Linked DNA regions of Homo sapiens: region 1 is linked to region 2. A link is an interaction called in ENCODE POLR2A ChIA-PET data of the cell type or tissue named here. Cell type or tissue: K562. All regions are shown on one strand. Links, peaks and the distances in the headings refer to the core of each region. The heading gives the core; the rest is flanking DNA.

Evidence for each region. ChIA-PET counts read pairs that join two places held together with the same protein. Peaks named below come from ENCODE experiments on the same cell type or tissue, not always from the same donor. Only the 100,000 strongest peaks of a DNase experiment are listed, where the experiment ranks them.
Region 1: POLR2A ChIA-PET joins it to region 2 with 5 read pairs; 7 of 35 experiments call an interaction of 5 or more read pairs at or near these places.

What each region holds. Positions count from the first base shown.
Region 1 is chr17:75,966,363-75,972,326 of GRCh38, reverse strand. The region is part of intron 2 of ACOX1 (acyl-CoA oxidase 1); the gene reads left to right. Among named protein-coding and RNA genes, the nearest start is that of ACOX1, 9.8 kb to the left of the region's middle. RefSeq lists a silencer at 2,142-2,261. In K562, for the core only: no CTCF peak of the experiment used is centred there; a DNase peak (open chromatin) is centred at 1,946.
Region 2 is chr17:76,271,179-76,276,452 of GRCh38, reverse strand. It overlaps UBALD2 (UBA like domain containing 2), which reads right to left. Exons shown (of 3, transcript NM_182565.4): 3 at 5,155-5,274. QRICH2 (glutamine rich 2) reads left to right here. Exons shown (of 19, transcript NM_001388453.1): 18 at 506-634; 19 at 2,193-2,404. The coding sequence ends at 2,374. Among named protein-coding and RNA genes, the nearest start is that of UBALD2, 8.5 kb to the right of the region's middle. RefSeq lists enhancers at 2,493-2,632, 3,143-3,192, 3,467-3,990, 4,113-4,162, 3,991-4,515 and 1 more and silencers at 3,733-3,872, 4,313-4,412. In K562, for the core only: no CTCF peak of the experiment used is centred there; no DNase peak of the experiment used is centred there.

The DNA of each region.
Region 1 (5,964 bases), core at 1-4,000, 300 kb after region 2:
GAGACAGAGTCTCACTCTGTCGCCCAGGCTGGAGTGCAGTTGTGCCATCTCGGCTCGGTGCAAGCTCCGCCTCCTGGGTTCACGCCATTCTCCTGCCTCAGCTCCTCAGTAGCTGGGACTACAGGTGCCCGCCACCACGCCCGGCTAATTTTTTGTATTTTAGTAGAGACGGGGTTTCACCGTGTAAGCCAGGATGGTCTTGATCTCCTGACCTCGTGATCTGCCCTCCCAAAGTCCTGGGATTACAAGGCATGAGCCACTGCACCCGGCCTGAGAGATAAGATTCTTTATGTAGTCCTCCTCGCTTGGAGTATCTGTGTGTTTGTGTACATGCATGCGTGGTGTGTGTGTGTGTTGTAATTTTGAAGTAGCTTTGTGGTACAGAACTCTGTTTCAGTATTCATCATTATAGAATTTATTCGACTTAACAGTCATGCTGTTCATAGGAGGCATAAGATGTGAAATAGTCTGAGGCTAATGGATTTGTTAAGTATACCTCTTACCTCTTGTTGGTCTAATGCTTCTGCCTCATTTATAAAGTAATATCACAAATATATATTTGCCCTAATTTTTTTTTTTTTTTTTGAGTCAGAGTCTCATCCTGTGCCCCAGGCTGAAGTGCAGTGGAGTGATCTCAGCTCACTGCAACCTCCACCTCCTGGGTTCAAGGGATTCTCCTGCCTCAGCCTCCTGAGTAGCTGGGATTACAGGCACCTGCCACCATGCCCGGCTAATTTTGTTATTTTTAGTAGAGATGGGGTTTGGCCATTTTGGCCAGGCTGGTCTCAAACTCCTTACCTCAGGTGATCCACCTGTCTCAGCCTCCCAAAGTGCTGGGATTACAGGTGTGAGTCACCACGCCCGGCCTGCCCTAATTTTTGAAAGGAGAGAGGAAGAAAGGAAGACTTGAACTATACTGGTTTGAGGCAAACAGAAGTTGGACAGAGATCCTATATGGCTGTGGGCAAGTTTGCATTTGTTAGAGTTTTCGTTCCCTTATTGCTTTTAGTTTTGGGTATTTTTTTTTTTTTTTTTGAGACAGAGTTTTGCTCTTGTTGCCCAGGCTGGAGTGCAATGGCGCGATCTCGGCTCCCCGCAACCTCCGCCTCCCAGGTTCAAGTGATTCTCCTGCCTCTCCCTCCCTAGTAGCTGGGATTAGAGGCGTGTGCCACCATGCCCGGCTAATTTTGTATTTTCAGTAGAGACGGGGTTTCTCCATGTTGGTCAGGCTGGTCTCGAACTCCCGACCTTAGGTGATCTGCCCGCCTCGGCCTCCCAAAGTGCTGGGATTATAGGCGTGAGCCATCATGCCCAGCTAGTTTTGGGTATTTTCTTGTATTTAAACCAACGTTGTCTTAATCTCTGTGGTTTAGAGAACAGTGTCCTAAGATTAGTCTTTTTTCTTGCTGGAATTTTGCTAATTCATATTGCTGTTCTTGGTTGATGACTGATCTTTTCCTTGGAAATAAGTCAGGTTGGTTAATTTGCATCACGTGACGGTTTTATCTTATATGGAATACACAAAAAGTCAACGTCCAGGAGATCGGCAATAGAGCAGCTTATATAGAATGAGATCTAACTATTTAAATTCTGAGACTTTGGAAAATGGATCAACAGTGAACAGTGATTATCTAACGCGGTCTCACAGAAGTAGCTGTAACTTTGGGTTTGGGATTCTTTCACTTCTGGGTAGCTGCTGAGAAGTGAAGGGGCTCAGAAGTATTCAGGTTCACTCCATGTTCCTTCCAAATCCTAAAATTCAGTCACCTACAGAAAGTCTCAGTCACCAGCATTATCCTTCTTTCTAGAGTGTGTCTTCTTTCCTCTAAGGACACGAAGAAACTCGGATATACACCTGCCCTGTGGGTCTGGGAGCCATAATCAAAGGCAGAGGCCTGAACCTGGGTGATAGGCTCACCTCCCTGGAGTTCTGGGATCAAAGGAACAGCCTGGGGAACTGGGTCCATGTTATCATCCTGACCATATGTTTCTTTAGGCCACAAAACAGGTCGTTTGTTTGCTCTTCACAGATATGTAATCATTTCAAGATGTGGCCATTTCTGGAGATTCTTCTTGCTTTGTTTTCCTTGTTTGCTTGCTTGCTCACTTCCTTCCTTCCTTCCTCTTTTTTTTTTTTTTTTTGAAGGAGTCTCATGTTGCCCAAGCTGGAGTGGTGCAATGGTACAATCTCGGCTCACTGCAACCTCCACCTCCCCCTGGTTGAAGTGATTCTCCTGCCTCAGCCTCCTGAGTAGCTGGGATCACAGGTGTGCACCACCATACCTGGCTAATATTTATATTTTTAGTAGAGACAGGGTTTCACCATGTTGGCCAGGCTGGTCTTGAACTCCTGACCTCAGGCGATCTGCCCACCTCGGCCTCCCAAAGTGCTGGGATTAGAAGTGTAAGCCACTGCACCCGGCCTCTTTCTCGCTCTCTTTCTGTCTTCTTCCCTTCCTCCATTCCTTTCGTTCCTTTCTTTCTTTATTCCTCACCCATGGACTGGGGTCACATTGCCTTGTTTCGTATTACCATCTATTTAGGAATATAGAGATTGTATGATACATAGTTATCCTTGAAGCTGATGCAGTATCCTGGCAAATTGCCATCATTAACACTTAAATATGAAATAATGCACCTTTCTTTGAAACTGGAAAGAGGTAGTAAACTTGATTTTTAAGTCATCAGTCTTTACCGCACTCCGTTGCCCTCTCTCCCTAGGCTTAACAGTCTCCTCTTCCCTCTGCCCAAGTGATTCTCTTCCCTGTTGGACTTCTCATGAGACTTGCTTCCCTGGGGATTTGGGCTAAATTTCACCAATATTAGTGATAATAATATAAACTTTATGAAAGCTGTGTTCTGGCCAGGCACGGTGGCTCACGCCTGTAATCCCAGCACTTTGGGAGGCCAGCGTGGGTGGATCACCTGAGGTCGGGAGTTCGAGACCAGCCTGACCAACATGGAGAAACCCCGTCCGTACTAAAAATACAAAATTACCTGGGTGTGATGGTGCGTGCCTGTAATCCCAGCTACTAGGGAGGCTGAGGCAGGAGAAGCTTTTGAACCTGGGAGGTGGAAGTTGTGGTGAGCTGAGATTGCGCCATTGCGCTCTAGCCTGGGTAACAACAGTGAGACTCCGTCTCAAAAAATAAATAAATAAATAAATAAATAAGACGCTGTATTCTTTGGGGTCATACTTCTGGAATACCTCTCAGAAATGAATTACTATATTGAGGGACATGAGCATTTTAGAGCTTTTGCTGCATAGTTTGAGGCTTTTCCTGAAACACAGAACCAGTTGACAATATATTGAGCAAGCTCTGTACCTGTATTTCCACAGCTCCATCAACGTGGTCACTTTAATTTATTTTGCTACTTTAACATATTTCTTTTTTTTTTTTTTTGAGACGGAGTTTTGCTCTTGTTGCTCAGGCTGGAGTGCAGTGGCGTGATCTCGGCTCACCGCAACTTCCGCCTCCCGCATTCAAGCGATTCTCCTCCCTCGGCCTCCTGAGTAGCTGGGATTACAGGCATGCGCCACCACGCCCGGCTACTTTTGTATTTTTAGTAGAGACGGGGTTTCTCCATGTTGGTCAGGCTGGTCTTGAACTCCTGACCTCAGGTGATCCGCCCGCTTCAGCCTCCCAAAGTGCTGGGATTACAGGCATGAGCCACTGCACATGGCCTACTTTAATATATTTCTTTTTTTTTTTTTTTTTTTCAGGCGGAGTCTCGCTTTGTCGCCCAGGCTGGAGTGCAGTGGCATGATCTCCGCTCGCTGCAAGCTCCGCCTCCTGGGTTCACGCTATTCTCCTGCCTCAGCCCCCTGAGTAGCTGGTACTACTGGCACCCTCCACCATGCCCGGCTAACTTTTTTTTTTTTTTTTTTTTGAGACGGAGTCTCGCTCTGTCGCCCAGGCTGGAGTGCAGTGGCGGGATCTCGGCTCACTGCAAGCTCCACCTCCCGGGTTCACGCCATTCTCCTGCCTCAGCCTCCCAAGTAGCTGGGACTACAGGCGCCCGCCACTACGCCCGGCTAATTTTTTGTATTTTTAGTAGAGACGGGGTTTCACCGTTTTAGCCAGGATGGTCTCGATCTCCTGACCTCGTGATCCGCCCGCCTCGGCCTCCCAAAGTGCTGGGATTACAGGCGTGAGCCACTGCACTTGGCCTACTTTAATATATTTCTAACACTTAATGTTTTAATTTCCCATTACTAGTAAGCCTGGATGTTATTACGTGTTTTGATTTACTGTTTGTGTTTTCTATGTATAAAATACGGTTTTTTGGCTGGGTGCAATGGCTCTCGCCTGTAATCCCAGCACTTTGGGAGGCCGAAGTGGGTGGATCACTTGAGATCAGGAGTTTGAGACCAGTCTGGCCAACATGGTGAAACCTGTCTGTACTAAAAATCTAAAAATTAGCTGGGAGTGGTGGCGGCACCTGTAATTCTAGCTACTCGGAAGGCTGAAGCAGGAGAATCGCTTGAACCTGGGAGGTGGAGGTTGCAGTGAGCCGAGATCGTGCCACTGCACTCCAGCCTGGGTGACAGAGTGACATGCTGTCTCAAAAAATATATATATATATACGTGTATATATATATATGTGTATATATATATGTATATATATGTATGTATATATATACGTATATATATGTATATATATGTATGTATATATATACGTATATATATGTATGTATATATATATGTATGTATATATATATATATTTCGATTTTTTAAATTATTTTCTGCTTTGCTAAACGTTTTTGCTTTATATATTTAACACATCCTTCTCTGCATAGGTATAAATTTTATCTTTTCCATAACTTGGATAGTTTTCTTCTGGGTTTTTTTTTTTGAGACATAGTCTTCCTCTGTCACCAGGCTGGAGTGCAGTGGCATCATCTTGGCTCACTGTAACCTCTGCCTCCTGGGTTCAAAGCCATTCTCCTGGCTCAGCCTCCCGAGTAGCTGGGATCACAGGTGCCCACCACCACACCCAGCTAATTTTTGTATTTTTAGTAGAGATGGGGTTTCACCATGTTGGTCAGGATGGTCTCGATCTCCTGACCTTGTGATCCACCCGCCTCGGTCTCCCAAAGTGCTAGGATTACAGGCGTGAGCCACCACGCCCGGCCTCTTCTGTTTTCTTCTAATATTTTTGTTTGGTTTCTGTTTAATGATTTGACTTGTATATGATACAGAGTGAGAATGAATCTCATGGTTTTCTAGATTTTTTTTTTTTGTACTTCTTTTTTCTTTTTTTTGAGAGACAAGAGTCTCACTCTGTCACCCAGGCTGGGGTGCAGTGGCGCAGCTTCCGAGATTTCTAATGTTCATTGTTAACTAGTGGCTTTTTCCCATTATTATCTTATTCCCATTATGTCCTTTCTGGTTTGTCTTAGAGTTTTATAATAGGTTAAATTTATTTCTGGAACCTTAAATATATTACATTGATAGGTTTATTTCTTTCTTTGTTTTTCTTCTAACATAAATTTTGACCACTGGTGCTTTATAAAATTTTTTTGAGACAGAATCTCGCACTGTCACCTGGGCTGGAGTGCAGTGGCGCAGTCATGGCTCACTGCAACCTCTGCCTCCTGGATTCAAGCGATTCTACCTCAGCCTCCCCAGTAGCTGGAATTACAGGTGCCTGCCACCACGCCCAGCTAATTTTTTGTATTTTTAGTAGAGACGAGGTTTCACCATGTTGGCCAGGCTGGTCTCAAACTCCTGACCTCGTGATTCACCCACCTCGGCCTCCCAGAATGCTGGGATTACAGGCGTGAGCCACCGTGCCCAGCCAAGACTTTTTACTCTATTTTTATTTTTATTTTTTATTTTTTTATTTTAATTTTTTATTTATTTTTAAGACGGAGTCTTGCTCTGTTGCCCAGGCTGGAGTGCAATGGTGTGATTTCAGCTGCCTGCAACCTCCGCCTCCCGGGTTCAAGCGATTCTCCT
Region 2 (5,274 bases), core at 1,275-5,274:
TCTTGCCAGCCTCCATCCCGGCTGCACTGCTGGGCTCTCCTGTCTTGGCCTCTGTCCATGGCATCATCAGGGCCTCCTCCTCCTTCAAAACTCAGCACAGTGCCCTCTGCTGAGCCCCACCGCTTCAGCCCCCGAATGCCCGCCTCCCGTGGCAATGCCCGAAGCCTGCGCTTTGTCACTTCCCATCATGCATTTAGCTGTGTATGCGCCTTTCTAGATGCCTCCCTTCCTGCCCTGGAAACCCCAGGTCAGAACTCACCCCACACCTGGCACAGGGCTGACGTGTGCAGGTCCTCAGGGACTCTGTGTGAGTGGGTGGGTGGCCACGAGAATGAATGAAGACCGCTTCTCTGGGGCATAGCCACAAATTCAGAATGACGAGGACCCCACTCAGCTGAGGCCGGCCATGACCAGCAGCCCTGCGGCCCTCTCCCCACCCCCAGGGGTTCCCACAGAGCTCTCACCGCTGCCTCAGCACTGACCCTTCCCTCCTGTCCCCCATCAGGCTCAGGGACCTCAAAGCGCAAGTCCCAGCAGCCCAGGCCCCACGTGCACAGGCCGCCATCCCTCAGCAGCAATGGCCAGCTGCCCTCTCGGCCACAGAGCGCCCAGATTTCGGCTGGCAACACCTCAGGTAGCTTCCCTCTGGGTGGGGCGTCCTGCCAGGCCTCCCCGCTGGCCCTGCCGGCCCCCTTTCCTGCTCATGTAGGGCCTTTATCTCCCCGGAGAGGGGAGGGCCTGGGAGCCGAAGGGGGGGATGGGTGTGGAAAAGAGGAACCCCGAGTGACTGAGTGATTTGTGCCCCTTCTGGGAGGTGGGTAGGTGCTGTTACTGTCCCATTCCACAGAAGATGAAATAGGGACAGGGTCACCACCCACATCTCTGGCTCCAGGTCCATGCCCTTGCCCTGCTCACGTGCACTCACTGTCATGGAGCTCGTGCGCCTGGGCTCTGCATGGTGGCTGCTGGGCACAGGCCATGCCCGGGTCCCCAAGAGGCCACGACCCTGTCATGGAGGAACCTCTCTCTGCCTCCCGCCTGGAAGATCCCTTGGGTCCTTGATCTCCGCAGGAGCTAAGTTGGGCCTGAAGGTCAGGAGGGTTTGGTAACAAGGCCCTGCAGCCAGGAGGCTGGATCACTGACAAGTGACCCTGGGCAAGGTCACTCTTGACAAGGGCTCTCCCCTCTCCAGACCTCAGTTTCCTCGTCTGTCATCAAGGGGGTGCTGGGTTAGTGCTGCTTGGAGTCAGGCCCCCCCCAAGAATCTAATAAAAGCTGCCGACCTTCCTCCTGTAAAACAGTTATGCACCCACATTCCTTGTGAATGTCTGTGGGAGGTTCAGGGACCCTCCCCAACCAGAGCCTCCACCCTCCCCTGCCCCTCGGCTAGATGCTCTCCAGCATCACTCCAGCCCTCAGTGAGGACCCGGCGCTGAGGGAGGAGGAAATCACAACAGAAAAGTGGCTGCGGTGCTCATGGCTCCTCAGCATCATCCAGGGCCCCCCACAGACCAGGTAGTTTAGGAGCTTTACATGGACGAACCACTTTCAATCTATGTACCAGCACTTAGAGGTAGGGGCCGTTAGCACCACTTACAGCTGAGAAAACTGAGGCACAGAGAGGTGAAGGTCCTTGCTCTAGGTCACACAGCCAGGAAGCGGCAGAGCTGGAGTTCAAAGCCAAGCCCTCTGGCCCAGAGGCTGTGCTGGGAACGGCAGGTCTCAGTGGTGGACAGTGAGCACATGACTGTCACCCTGGCTCCCAGAACTCTGTTTTCTTGGGAATACTTAGCTCCCTTCTCCCAGTGTCTACTCTAAGGGCACTGAAAATGCCCTGGAAGCAGGAGAGAGGGACTGGTAGTCTCAGGAAAATTCCTGTGCCTGTTGGTGTGGATGTCACCTCGTGTCTGTATTAACAGGAAACAGTACCAAAGAGGCAGCTCTTGGCTCCTGCAGAAGGACGTGTTTGCTTATTTTTCATTCACAAGATCATGAAGGGTGCTTCATGACTGCTTAGGAGCTCAGATGGGCCTGCGCCGTGCCCCCCGGCCCCGGCAGCTCCCCTCCAGCCTGTGTCAGCCCAGCATGGCGAACAGAACTGCTCTCAACCTCCCTGGGCATTGGGCAGGCTGGGGTGACCCCTGGTGGGCTTGGGGAATGTGTTGAGCAACCTCAGCACCCCTGTCTTACAGTTTCTTCTCGTCAACAGAAAGATAGACCTTCCTCCGAGGGCCGTCTCTCCCAGCCGAACACAGCCCACCCGCCCAGCTCCGCCGCGGTGGCAAACAGGGGGCTGGAGAGGCACGTGGACATGCCTCCTGGGGAGGGGCTCGAGGAGCCCACGCGGGGGCCGCGGTCCAGCACCGCTCAGTGAGCGGAGGTGTAAATAAACATTCAGGAGGAAGCTTAGGTGTGGCGAATCGTCTCTGACAGTCCTGGCTCAGGAAGATGGAGGGAAAGGGAAATACCCGCTGTTGGCCAGGCAGCCCCCCACGTGCCTCCAGACCACCCCCAGGCCCGCCCACTCGGTAGACCTTCTCTTGGACAGTGGGTCTGGTTTGTAGCCTGAAAGTGAGTCCTCAGCTTCCATTCTTCAAGGGCGCCGGGGCTTCGGAGGGCTGGACACTGCACTGGGGACAGGGAGACTCCTGGCCCCGGGACCAGCTGGGCCGGTGCTCACCCCACCAGCTCTCTCCTGGCCTCAGCTAGATTGGGGGTGCCCTGCCTTCTGGCTCTAGACCTGCCTTCTAGCCTGGGGTGCTGGGGCCCGTGCTGTCAGTGTCCAGCACTCTGGGGGTGAGGGTGGCAGCTGCCTGCTGCGCTCTTGCTGCTGGCTCAGGGTGGTTCCTGACCCCTGGCGTGGGATTCCGGGGAAGCAGTGCCAATGGCTGGAGGCGAACCCCTGCAGCCGGCTGGGCAGGTTTCTGTTTGCCGCCCTCCGCTTCTCTCCCTTGAGTGGGCTGCTGCAGAGACAGCCGGGGCCTGAAGGCACAGAGCAGGGGCTGCTGTGGCTGTGACCCAGTTTCCCCATTCCCCTCCTAGAAAAAGACATCCAGGCGGCGGGTGGAGAGGTGGTGCGAGCCTGGCGCTTGTCGCTTGTGATTTGCTTCCCTCTGCCCTAGCCCCAACACCTGCAGGCAAGGGACTCACTAAAGGTCTTGGCAGGTGAGGGGACAGAGGACTGCAAGTGAGACTGAGCTTGGGCCAGTGCAGCAACTGCTAGAGACGAGCCCCTATCACTGCTGCAACCCACTTGAAGCTCCTGAGACCAAGGAGTCCCCTGACCTCCTGAGCTTGGGCTCCAGCCAGATTCTAGGGGTCCCCCAGTAGATGAGAGTGGCCCCCCCACCCTGAGGTTTATAAAGCCCTGAGGTCACCAAAGCCTTTCTGCCTCAGAGGCTCCCTCCTCAGAGAAAAGGAAGTGCTCAGAGTTGACAAAGGGGCTCCCCCCACCCCCAGTTCCCATCTCCCCAGCATGGGAAAGGGATGTCTAGAGTAAGAGGCCCGCTTTGGGGTGTGAGGAGACAAAATCACACAGGAAAGGAAAATGTGGCGAGAAACAGCCCAGAAACAGGTTTCTGGCCCCTGACCCCCGCGTGGGCAAAGCGGGGCAGGCTTGGCTGGGTCGGGTGGCCGCTCCCTCCTGGCCTGCTCTTCAGAGACCCTGGGAGTCTTCATGTGATGATGTCATGCTCAGAGCTGGACAGAAGAGAGGAGCTGCTCAGACAGCGGAGCCCCGGGCGGGCACCCCTGGGCCCCAGCCCCTTTCTCCCCGGGCAGGAGGCAGAGGCAGGGCCACCCCTCCCAGGCTCCAGCTGGGCTCCTGTTGCTCTCGGCCCCACCCTGGCTGTGAAATGTCAGAAGGTGGCTCAGTTTCCCGGGTCTAGAAGCCAAATTCACCAGCTTGGCAGGGAGGTGCAGCCCAGCCCTCCTCACCCAGGCCTTCCCCACGCCCACAGAAGGTCCCAGAGCGACATTCCCTAAGCCGGCCAGGGCAACCCCCGACCATTCCCGCACCTGGGCATGGCCCACACCTGGGTGGACCCCGGTGCAGGCCCAGGAGGCCTGGGGACGTCACAGCCTAACCACCCACGTGCTGAGAGGGGCTGCCCCTTCCAGCCTGGGAAAGCACAGGTGGGCAGGGGCGGGGGGAGGGGGAGGAGTCTCAGGGGTTTCCAACCAGGAAACAAAACTGAAAGGACGAACCCAGCTTCCAAGCACGTCCGTGTCACACGCAGGGGTGGAGGGGCAGCGGGGCCCACCGTTCCGCTCCACTGGAGGAGGGGCTGCCCCACCGTGTGAGGGGCCCGAGGAGGCCCGGAGGCAGGATGCGGTGGGTGCCGGGCCCGGCCCCTCTCGACTTTTATTTCACTTCCGGCCTGAACCTCCAGAACCCTTGTCCTGCCTGTGTTCCAGCAAGACTTGGGCCCCGTAGACCCCAGCAGAGGGCGAGGCAGGAGGACGGGACAGGAAGGGGCTGCCCAGACTGTATGGCGGTGAAGGGCAGGGCTGGAGGAGGAATCCCAGCCACGCGGCCATCACCCCCATCAGCCAGGTGGACAGGCTCCCCACGCAGCTGACCTCCCGAGCAGCAGGACCACCTGAGGACGAGCTGCTGGGTCAGGAACTGGTAACCTCGCCCCATGCTGACGCCTGCAGGGCTGCGGGGAAGGGGGAATGGAAGCAGGCCCCTCTGGGGACCCGCCAGCCTTAATTGAACTTTGGGTCATGGCCACTCCACAGGCCATGACCCAAAGGGACATACTGCCCCCGGGAAGCTGAGGAGAGGAGTATCGGAGATGAGCCCAGCTGGAAGATGCTTCCTGGGAGGGCCTGGGGGGGCCATCAGGAGGCCCCCAGCTAGAAGGAAGCTCTCCCCACTGTAGATGAAAATGGCTTCCAGCTCTTCTCACTAGGGCTCTGTGGGTGGGGGCTACACCGATGGGGCCAAGAAGGGAAGGTCACAGAAACTCAGGACGGACCCCGGCCCCTCTCTCCTCCCCACACCAACCTGGACCTTGCTGTCAGAGCCCCTGGTGTGACCATCCCACAGCAAAAACATCCAGACCAGCCCAGTGGCAAGGGACCCCCACCACCCCTCTTCTGAGGAGACCGCTTTTCCCACCAACGGAAATAAAAGCACCGCAAACCAGGGAAGTTAGAAAAGTCTCTTTTTAAGTTTTTAAATTAAAATTTCGCCCTGGTGAGATGGGATTCTGATTCGGGAACTAAACCCAAAGGCAGGCTCTCCACTTTGGACCTGGACACGCAGCG